Linked DNA regions of Homo sapiens: region 1 is linked to region 2. Evidence: read pairs that join two places in POLR2A ChIA-PET (ENCODE). Cell type or tissue: Caco-2. All regions are shown on one strand.

Evidence for each region. Peaks named below come from ENCODE experiments on the same cell type or tissue, not always from the same donor. Only the 100,000 strongest peaks of a DNase experiment are listed, where the experiment ranks them.
Region 1: POLR2A ChIA-PET joins it to region 2 with 5 read pairs; 29 of 35 experiments call an interaction of 5 or more read pairs at or near these places.

What each region holds. Positions count from the first base shown.
Region 1 is chr6:109,392,533-109,397,532 of GRCh38, reverse strand. It overlaps PPIL6 (peptidylprolyl isomerase like 6), which reads left to right. Exons shown (of 8, transcript NM_173672.5): 8 at 4,596-5,000. The coding sequence ends at 4,707. Among named protein-coding and RNA genes, the nearest start is that of CD164, 13 kb to the right of the region's middle. RefSeq lists a silencer at 93-387. In Caco-2, a CTCF peak has its summit at 270; no DNase peak of the experiment used is centred here.
Region 2 is chr6:109,445,444-109,450,443 of GRCh38, reverse strand. It overlaps MICAL1 (microtubule associated monooxygenase, calponin and LIM domain containing 1), which reads left to right. Exons shown (of 25, transcript NM_022765.4): 8 at 1-144; 9 at 359-474; 10 at 661-787; 11 at 963-1,044; 12 at 1,565-1,712; 13 at 2,051-2,241; 14 at 2,481-2,569; 15 at 2,722-2,763; 16 at 3,004-3,087; 17 at 3,215-3,371; 18 at 3,672-3,748; 19 at 4,032-4,308; 20 at 4,582-4,673; 21 at 4,915-5,000. Among named protein-coding and RNA genes, the nearest start is that of SMPD2, 7.2 kb to the right of the region's middle. RefSeq lists a silencer at 2,389-2,438. In Caco-2, no CTCF peak of the experiment used is centred here; a DNase peak (open chromatin) is centred at 2,370.

The DNA of each region.
Region 1 (5,000 bases), 53 kb after region 2:
AGGTACAATCCCTGCTCTTCAGCGAGCTTAGAGTATGTTATGAAAACAAGGTCAAATAGCCAATAGCTATGTGACAGTGAGACATGGGCCATGCAAACTGTGTACAGGGTGCATTGGGAGATGGGTAAGAAAACACCCTCCAACTCCCTTCACCAAAGCGAACACAGAGCGTTACAGGGCGGCAATGGAGTGGAGAGCACTCGGTCTCCTTTTGATGGTTCCTGTTCTCTATGATCCACCTTCCTCTTGGAGAAATCTCTAATTTTTGTTATCACCACTCTGTCCTCAGGGAGGCACTGCCCTCCTTCTATTCTGCTATTCTGCCTCAAGTATGATCTCAGTGTATTCCTTAAATCTCCAAATTAAAAACAAAGTCTCCAAATCACAGTTGGGGCTGGGCTGGAATATTTAAATAAGACCTTACAGAGTGCTAAGGGAGAAGCAGAAATGTAAAACATAATAGGCAACTAGATAATCTAGTTAAACTAATGAAATAGAACTCCTTCAGGGATACCTTCCTTCCCAGTTGTAGGGCTGCCTCTTCCCTATCATCTCTCAGTATCCCCAGGTGTGTCTGAGCTTTTGGAAGCCCAGACATGGTTAGCAAGGTCCAGAGAGATAAAGAATATTCCTCTCTGATCCAAGACAGGCACTCCTTCCAAGCCCAGTTTCCAGGTACATGAACCTGCCGCTCTCTCAGATGGATGACACTGGGAATGTCCTTCAGGAAAGACTGTAGCAATCCACAGAGCATGGCTGGCCCAGTGGGCTCATAGGGAAAGAATATCACAAAACAAGCCTGTAAGCTCTCCATTCACGTGCACCCATTGTAGAAGGGGTTTGGGGGAGGGGGAATTATTTCATTTTAAGAGACTTGTAAGGTGGGAGGGGGTCATGGAAAGTTTCATGAGAAGGTGAGCTGAGGAGTGAAATGTCACGTAGAAGTTAGCCAGATAGAGAAGCTAGAAATCACAATGAGTCAAATCAGTTTTAGGAAGAGTGAAGAGGTTTCGCAGAGAGGCCCTGAGGAGTAAGAGAGCATCTTATCTACAAGTCATCTGTTCTGGGCAGAGCTTGGTACTTAGGGGAGAATGGAAAGGGTGGAGGCCGGATAAGAGGGTCAGCAAGGGTCCAACTCCCAATGGACTGCGGGTGCCATGCTGCTGAGCAGGAACCTCACGCAAAGGTGATGGGGGCCATGGGAGAATTTTACATTGTGAGCGACATAACCAGCTTCTCATTTTGAAGAAAAAATCTCTTTAGCAGAAGTGAGGAATGAATTGGCAAAGAATGAAAAGGAAGTAGCAAGACCACTTAAGAAGCTATGGTTATAACAGGCCATAAATGAAGTCCTGCTCTAAAGCATCAGCAGTACAGATGAGCAGGTGATAAGTGGACAAACTCAAGACATTGAGAAGTTAGAGTAGAGAAGCACTTTGGGAGTCCGAGGTGGGCCGATCACGAGGTCAAGCGATCGAGACCATCCTGGCTAACACGGTGAAACCTCATCTCTACTAAAAAAAATACAAAAAATTAGCCGGGCGTGGTGGCAGGCGCCTGTAGTCCCAGCTACTTGGGAGACTGAGGCAGAATGGTGTCAACCCGGGAGGCGGAGCTTGCAGTGAGCGGAGATCGCACCACTGCACTACAGACTTGGTGACAGGGTGAGACTCCGTCTCAGGAAAAAAAAAAAAAAAAAAAGAGATCGAGACCATCCTGGCCAACATGGTAAAACCCCGTCTCTACTAAAAATACAAAAAGTTAGCCACGCATGGTGGCAGATGCCTGTAATCCCGGCTGCTCGGGAGGCTGAGGCAGGAGAATCGCTTGAACCTGGGAGGCAGAGGTTGCAGTGAGCCGAGATTGCGCCACTGTACTCCAGCCTGGCGACAGAGTAAGACTGTCTCAAAAAAAAAAAAAAAAAAGAAGTTAGAGTCGGGGGTGAGGGCCTGAGAGGAGTCCAGGCCAGCACTGTCCAGTAGAACTCTCTGTGACGATGGAAATGTCCTGTATTCTGCACGGCCCAGTATGACAGCCACTGGCCACATGTGGCCACTGGGCACTTGAAATGTGGCTAGTGTGACTAAGGAACTATATTTAATTCTAATTAAGGGTTTTTTTTTTTTGAGACAGGGTCTCACTCTGTCACCCAGGCTGGAGTGCAGTGGTGCGATCTCAGCTCACTGCAACCTCTGCCTCCCGGGTTTAAGCAATTCTCATGCCTCCGCCACCCAAGTAGCTGGGATTATAGGCATGCACCACCATGCCCAGCTAATTTTTGTATTTTTAGTAGAGATGGGTTTTCCCCATGTTGGCCAAGCTAGTCTTGAACTCCTGACCTCAAGTGATCCACCCGCCTCAGCCTCCTAAAGTGCTGGGATTACAGGTGTGAGCCACTGCAACTCCCAGCCTATAATTAAGTTTAAATAGCGATATGTAGCTAGTGGCATCCATATTGGGCAGTGCAGGTCTAGAGTAACTCCTAGGATTTGGGAACTGGTTGGAGGGGTGGTACCATTCACCAAGATAGAGAATATAAGGAGGAGGATTTGGGAGAGAAAATCATGAGTTCAAGTTGGACAAGTTTCATATTAGGATACCTATAGGATAGCCAGTTGGTGGCATCCCAGGAGGTGGATATTCAAGCTGAGTCAGAGCTGGAAATGTAATTTGGAAACAATTTGTAGACTGGCAGCCAAGCTGCAACCAAACCATAGTACCATCACTCCAAGAACAGTCCCTGTGCCTTTGCTTATCTTGTCTTGTTGGAGAACAGGCTTCATACTCTCTTTGGACAGAAATGAATCTATTTATCCTCTGCCCTTCATCCTCAGAATGTTGTCCTGTGTCATGGTTTTTTATTGGGATGGCAAAAATAGAGCCCAAAGGCAAAGAGAGGGCTAGAGTACACTTGGTGTCGGCACTGACCATGCTCCTATAAAGGCTCATGAGATGGAAGTTGCACCCTTCCCCTCAGCCACTGTCCAAGCCCAAGCACTGACAGAGGGCACCAGTCCTATGTCTTGGCCTGTCTCTCTGCCCTTTTTTAATTGAAAGAACCATCAGAAGTCTAGCTCCACTCCCCAGGAAGTTCTAGCTCATGGCCAGCAATTGTCTACAGAGATGTAAACTAGCATGGCTTTTTTTTTTTTTTTTTTTTTTGAGATAAGTCTCGCTCTATGGCCCAGGCTGAGTGCAGTGGTGCAAACTCAGCTCACTGCAACCTCCACCTCCTGGGTTGAAGCAATTCTCCTGCCTCAGCCTCCTGAGCAGCTGGGATTACAGGTGTGCACCACCAAGCCCAGTTAATTTTTGGTATTTTATTAGAGACAGGGTTTCACCAGGTTGTCCCCAGGCTAGTCTCAAACTGCTGTGCTCAGGCAATCCAGCTGCCTTGGCCTCCCAAAGTGCTGGGATTACAGGCATGAGTCACCACATCCAGTCGAAACTAGCATGGCTTTGAGCTGTCTTTTATTCATCACTCAGTGGATGTTGTCAGGTGCCTGGTAGTGCCAGGCATTATGCTAGGCACTGAGCCTGAGCACAAGCATGATCCCTACCATCATGGGAGAATTAGAAATCAATCAAAGAAGCATACAAATAAATGTAAGGTTTCAACCCTGGGAACTTCTCTAAAGGAGCGACAGAGAACTTAATATAAGCAAGGTGGCCTGGGAAACTTCCCCCAAGGAGGTGATGACTGGGCTGAGGTCTGAAGGAAGACCAGGAGGTGACCATGCCAAAGGGTAGGGGTGGGGGAGTAATGCAGGAGCTGTGGAAGAAGGGAGTGTGGAGCTCTTGAGGTACTGAAAGCCAGTCTGGCTGTAGCAGAGAGCAACAGGAAGCATGTGGCCCGACCTCCCCGAGAGGCCGTGGGAGATAGACTGTGCAGGCCCTGGTAGGCAATGGCAGGGACTTATAGTCTTCATCCTAAGGATAATGGGAAATTACTGTCGTGTTTTGAGCAAGGAAATGAAAGCAGATTGCTATTTCTAAAAGACCATGCTGGCCAGGTGTGGTGGCGCACACTTATAATCCCAGCACTTTGGGAGGCCAAAATGGGAGGACTGCTTGAGGCCAGGAGTTCAAGACCAGCCTGGGCAACATAGCAAGATCCTATCTGTACAAAAATAAATAAACAAAAATATTGGCCAGGCCTAGTGGCACACACCTGGTAAGCACTGGCTACTCAGGAGGCTGAGGCAGGAGGATCACTTAAGCCAGGAGGTCAAGGCTGTAGTGAGCTAAGATCATGCCACAGCACTCCAGCCTGGGCAACAGAGTGAGACCCTGTCTCAAAAAAAAAAAAAATCACCCTGACTGCAGGGAGAAAAACAGAGGGGAGGGTGCCAAGCAGATGGAGGAAGCCAGCTTAGAGCTGCGGCAGGAGGCCAGCTGCCTGGATGATGGCCCTGGATACTGCAGGTGTGGTAAAGTGCACACATCCAGAGAGGTTTAGGATACTTAGAGCTGATGTTCATTCAATTTGTAGGAAATAGTCTTAGCTATAGCTGGGTAGGACCCCATTTCGGAATGTTAAGCTAAATATGAAAACTTATGACTGACTAAATTTTCCATTTTTTTCTCCTATGTAGGCAACTGATTGAAGGAACAGAAGTGCTTAAACAACTAGAATTAGTTCCAACACAGAATGAAAGACCAATACATATGTGTAGAATTACTGACAGTGGAGATCCTTATGCTTGATTTTCATATCAATATTTTCTGTGATAATTTATTACTTTGTATCTGATCAGCTGTTTGTGGATTTAATTAAAAAGTACTTGATAAATTGTAATTTGAAAGCCGTGGCAGACACTGTAGGTTGCCTCATCTACACCCAATCCCTCCCCATCTTCCTTTCCTGTCTCTGTCATAGAGACTGTGAAAGGGTGGTACTCAATTTCCTAGACTCCTTTGCAGCCACGGGTGGCCATGAGAGATGGTTCTGGCCAGTGGGACAGGAATAGAACGCCAGTGGTCCTGCCCCTTCCCCTTCA
Region 2 (5,000 bases):
GAGTTTGCCCAGGATGCCCATGGGCAGCCTGATGTCTCTGCCTTTGACTTCACGAGCATGATGCGGGCAGAGAGTTCTGCTCGTGTGCAAGAGAAGCATGGCGCCCGCCTGCTGCTGGGACTGGTGGGGGACTGCCTGGTGGAGGTGAGGGGTTCAGGAGGCACAGGGGTTTCATGGTTAGGGGAGGGAGCTGCCTAGTATGGAGGAGGGGATAAAAAGGTCTGCCTGCAGAGGGGAGGAGCTAAGGGCTGCCTGGTGTGGGGATGGCCCCTTCTGCTGTGACCTGGGTGGATATCTGGGCTTGGGATGCACCTGTTGGATTCTCCCTGAGCTGCTTCCTATTCCTCTGACACTGCAGCCCTTCTGGCCCCTGGGCACTGGAGTGGCACGGGGCTTCCTGGCAGCCTTTGATGCAGCCTGGATGGTGAAGCGGTGGGCAGAGGGCGCTGAGTCCCTAGAGGTGTTGGCTGAGCGGTAAGACCTGAGTTGAGGAGGATGTGGGCAGGGCAGGACATGTGACAAGGTTCAGGAAGAGGGGCAGGGGTGCTGAGTGAATAGACGGAGGAATAGGCAGAAGAAAAGGCCTGGCAGTTCCTGAGAGGTGGGTGCTGACAGGTGCCCTCCCATTCATGCCCCTGCCCCTTACCCTCACCCCCTCAGTGAGAGCCTGTACCAGCTTCTGTCACAGACATCCCCAGAAAACATGCATCGCAATGTGGCCCAGTATGGGCTGGACCCAGCCACCCGCTACCCCAACCTGAACCTCCGGGCAGTGACCCCCAATCAGGTCAGACCCCCGACACACCCACCAGCCTTCCCAAGCCAACCCCCTTCCCCCAGGTCAGGCCCTCCCTGCCCAGTCGCTGCCCTTTGGGGTCAATCCTACCCCCGGCAGGCCCTTACCCCTGGACTCAGGGGCTGTGTGGCCAGCCTGCCTTGAGACCTGAGCGGGGCTGCCTTAGGTACGAGACCTGTATGATGTGCTAGCCAAGGAGCCTGTGCAGAGGAACAACGACAAGACAGATACAGGGATGCCAGCCACCGGTGAGCAGGCCTTCCTCCCAAGGGGTGACCAAAATATGTACTACCCAGCGAGGCCCAGGTGGTCCCTGCAAAGCAGCTGCAGCCTCAGGACAGGAGCAGCGTGCCGGAGCACTCATTGTTGGCTGGTGGGTTGGTTGGGGGCCTGCTGGAGGAACGGAGGGGCAGCACCGCACAGGCAGCAGTTGGCTGCCAGTCTGAATGTAAGCGCGTTAGTGTTTGAACCACCGTTACAGCCATAGTGGTGCTGGCAACCTCCCCTGCCCCCAGTTTAGTCTGCTGCCCTCTATGTGGCCAGTTGCGATTTCACTTTATTCACTCCTCTACTTTATTCCAAAGAGATTTTTTTTAAAAGAGAATTGGGATGGAGAGCTGCTGATAGTCAGCTTTAGGCTGGTGCCCTAGTAGAGGTGGGTCCCTGACTCCTCCTCCCCTACAGAACCCCCACATGCAGCAGCTGGGCTCCCTATATGCCTGGGATGGGCAGAGGGGGCCTTGGGCACAGCACAGCCTTCTTTCCCAGGGTCGGCAGGCACCCAGGAGGAGCTGCTACGCTGGTGCCAGGAGCAGACAGCTGGGTACCCGGGAGTCCACGTCTCCGATTTGTCTTCCTCCTGGGCTGATGGGCTAGCTCTGTGTGCCCTGGTGTACCGGCTGCAGCCTGGCCTGCTGTGAGTCCCTGGCAGACCCACCTCTCTCTCATGATCTCAGTGTAGGAGTTAGCATATCCAGTTGAATCCTAGAGACAGTGTGCTTCCCTGCATCTGCCGACAGTCTTGTGAGACTCTAATGCATTCAGATAGTGGAGAGCTTTGTGAATGGCACAGGCCCCCAAAGCCAGGAGTAGTGTCACTGGGTTGGGCACTGGGTAGCAGAGACTACACACCTACCTTCAAGCCTTCTTGTACCCCAGCTGCTGCTTGCTGTCCCTCCCCTCCTGCTGCCCTTCCTCCCCTCAGTGGGGCTAGGTTCTTGTCTCTAGTTGGCTTTTCTCCCTGACATCCCACAGGGAACCCTCAGAGCTGCAGGGGCTGGGAGCTCTGGAAGCAACTGCTTGGGCACTAAAGGTGGCAGAGAATGAGCTGGGCATCACACCGGTGGTGTCTGCACAGGCCGTGGTAGCAGGGAGTGACCCACTGGGCCTCATTGCCTACCTCAGCCACTTCCACAGTGCCTTCAAGAGCATGGCCCACAGCCCAGGTGACCTGAAGGAAAGGCGGGCAGGATAACTGGGATGGGGAGGTGTGTGTGTGTGTGTGTGTGTGTGTGACAGAGGGAGAAGGCGGTGTGTGTGTGTGTGTGTGTCAGAAAGAGGAAGAAGGCGCCCTCTGAGGGCCAGCCTGGGAGAGGTGTCCTTCTGGGTTGGAGAGTGACTGTCTGTTCTGAGAGTACAGTATTGGCACCCCCCATCCACACTGATGCCCTGGCTCTCCCCGCAGGCCCTGTCAGCCAGGCCTCCCCAGGGACCTCCAGTGCTGTATTATTCCTTAGTAAACTTCAGAGGACCCTGCAGCGATCCCGGGCCAAGGTGGAGAGTTTAGGCAGGGCTGGAGCTGAGCAGGGAGGAGTGGGCAGGGGGGTACCCAGTGGAGATCCTGGGGTGATGGTGAGGACATTCAGAAAGTGGGGAGGACTGGGACCTCAAAACATCACACTTAGAGCTGTTAGGACTTATTGCAGGAAAATGCAGAGGATGCTGGTGGCAAGAAGCTGCGCTTGGAGGTGAATGCAGGCAGGGGCGGGTCGGTCTCCTACCCCACATTTTATCCCCTTTCCTGGTACTGTCTTCCCTATTTCTCATCCCATGTCTTGTTCCCCACCCCAGGTCCTGTAACCCCCCCATCCAGCCTCCCTGCCTAGTCTCACTCCCCTTCCCTTCAGCCCCTTGTGTTCATCTGTACGCATCCCCTCCCAGCTGGCCCTGCCCCTCTACCCTCCCTGCCTGAGCACTTACCTCCTTAGATGGAGGCCGAGACCCCAAGTACTGAGGTGCCACCTGACCCAGAGCCTGGTGTACCCCTGACACCCCCATCCCAACACCAGGAGGTGAGAGCCAGGCTTTGTGTGCAGGCAGAGGCCCGGGGAGGGCAGGGCAGGGGCGTTTCATGGGAGGGAAAGAACTTTGGAGCTGGCCTTGGCTCCACCTGACCCTGTGTCCTGGGGGTCCACGCAGGCCGGTGCTGGGGACCTGTGTGCACTTTGTGGGGAACACCTCTATGTCCTGGAACGCCTCTGTGTCAACGGCCATTTCTTCCACCGGAGCTGCTTCCGCTGCCATACCTGTGAGGCCACACTGTGGCCAGGTGGCTACGAGCAGCACCCAGGAGATGGTGAGTGGGCCTGGGAGACCTCCAGAGAGACTCTGGGCCTGGCCCTGCTTGGGGGACACAGAGCTTGAGGTAGAGAGGCACAGGATGGAAACAGGCTCAAGATGGCACTTCGTTCTCCTGAGCTCAGGGTCTTCTCTGTCCCCTGCAAAGCTCCAGATGTGTGGTTCTGAGGAACAGGAGGCTGGCAGAAATTCACCTGCAAATCTGTCTTGTTTTCCCCACCTTCCTTCATAAACTGTTGCGTGTCTGGGCACTGGGCTGCCCACACCAAATGCCTCCTCCCCTCTCTACCCTTTCCAGGACATTTCTACTGCCTCCAGCACCTGCCCCAGACAGACCACAAAGCGGAAGGCAGCGATAGAGGCCCTGAGAGTCCGGTAAAGACTGAAGGCGTGTATGTATATTGGGGCATGGGAAGAGGAAGAGGGTCTCGTCAAACCAGCGCTTTGCTGGGGGTAACTGAATGTCGTCTTCTACTAGCATGTAAGCTCTGTGAAGGCAGGGATGCCTGTCTGCTTACACTTCTTGTTCTCTCAAGTATCTAAAACACAGCCAGACACTGTTTGTAAATGGTTTTAAGTGAATGAATGCCAAGGCTCACCTTTGCTCCGAAGGGGTGGCCTCACCCCCCGACCTCACTCCACATGGTGGCTTTTCCAGGAGCTCCCCACACCAAGTGAGAATAGCATGCCACCAGGCCTCTCAACTCCCACAGCCTCGCAGGAGGGGGCCGGTCCTGTTCCAGATCCCAGCCAGCCCACCCGTCGGCAGATCCGCCTCTCCAGCCCGGAGCGCCAGCGGTTGTCCTCCCTTAACCTTACCCCTGACCCGGAAATGGAGCCTCCACCCAAGCCTCCCCGCAGCTGCTCCGCCTTGGCCCGCCACGCCCTGGAGAGCAGCTTTGTGGGCTGGGGCCTGCCAGTCCAGAGCCCTCAAGGTAACCCATCCTCACAGATGTGCTGACCCAGGGTGGGACAGGGTGGGAGCACTGGCTTCCTGCAGAGGAATTCTGGGGAATACAGAGGGAAGTTGTGGGGATCCCAGGCCGTGGCAGCCTCTCCTCTGCTCCATTCTTCTCAGTTCCTCCCATGCCCCAACACATACATTCAGTCTTTACCAGACTTGCAGGGCCTCCGTCACCACCATGCTCTTTGTTGCCTGACTGGGGCAGGCGCTGGAGGCAGTAGAACGTCTCAGTTCTTCTTCTCAGCTCTTGTGGCCATGGAGAAGGAGGAAAAAGAGAGTCCCTTCTCCAGTGAAGAGGAAGAAGAAGATGTGCCTTTGGACTCAGATGTGGAACAGGTGAGTGGGCCAGCGTGCAGCCACAAAACGCTCTCCAGCCCACTACAGGAGAAACCTGCACTGGTCCACTGCACCCTTCTCTTGGAATGTCTTCTCACTTGGCCTGTCATATCTCTGGCCTCTACCTTTTCTACCAGAGCTTACCCCACTTCAGCACGGGTTATTTTCTGCCTTTCCAAACAACACTCCTATCCACCAGGGGGCCCAGGCCCTATCCCTGACTGGCCTGACCCTCCTATAGGCCCTGCAGACCTTTGCCAAGACCTCAGGCACCATGAATAACTACCCAACATGGCGTCGGACTCTGCTGCGCCGTGCGAAGGAGGA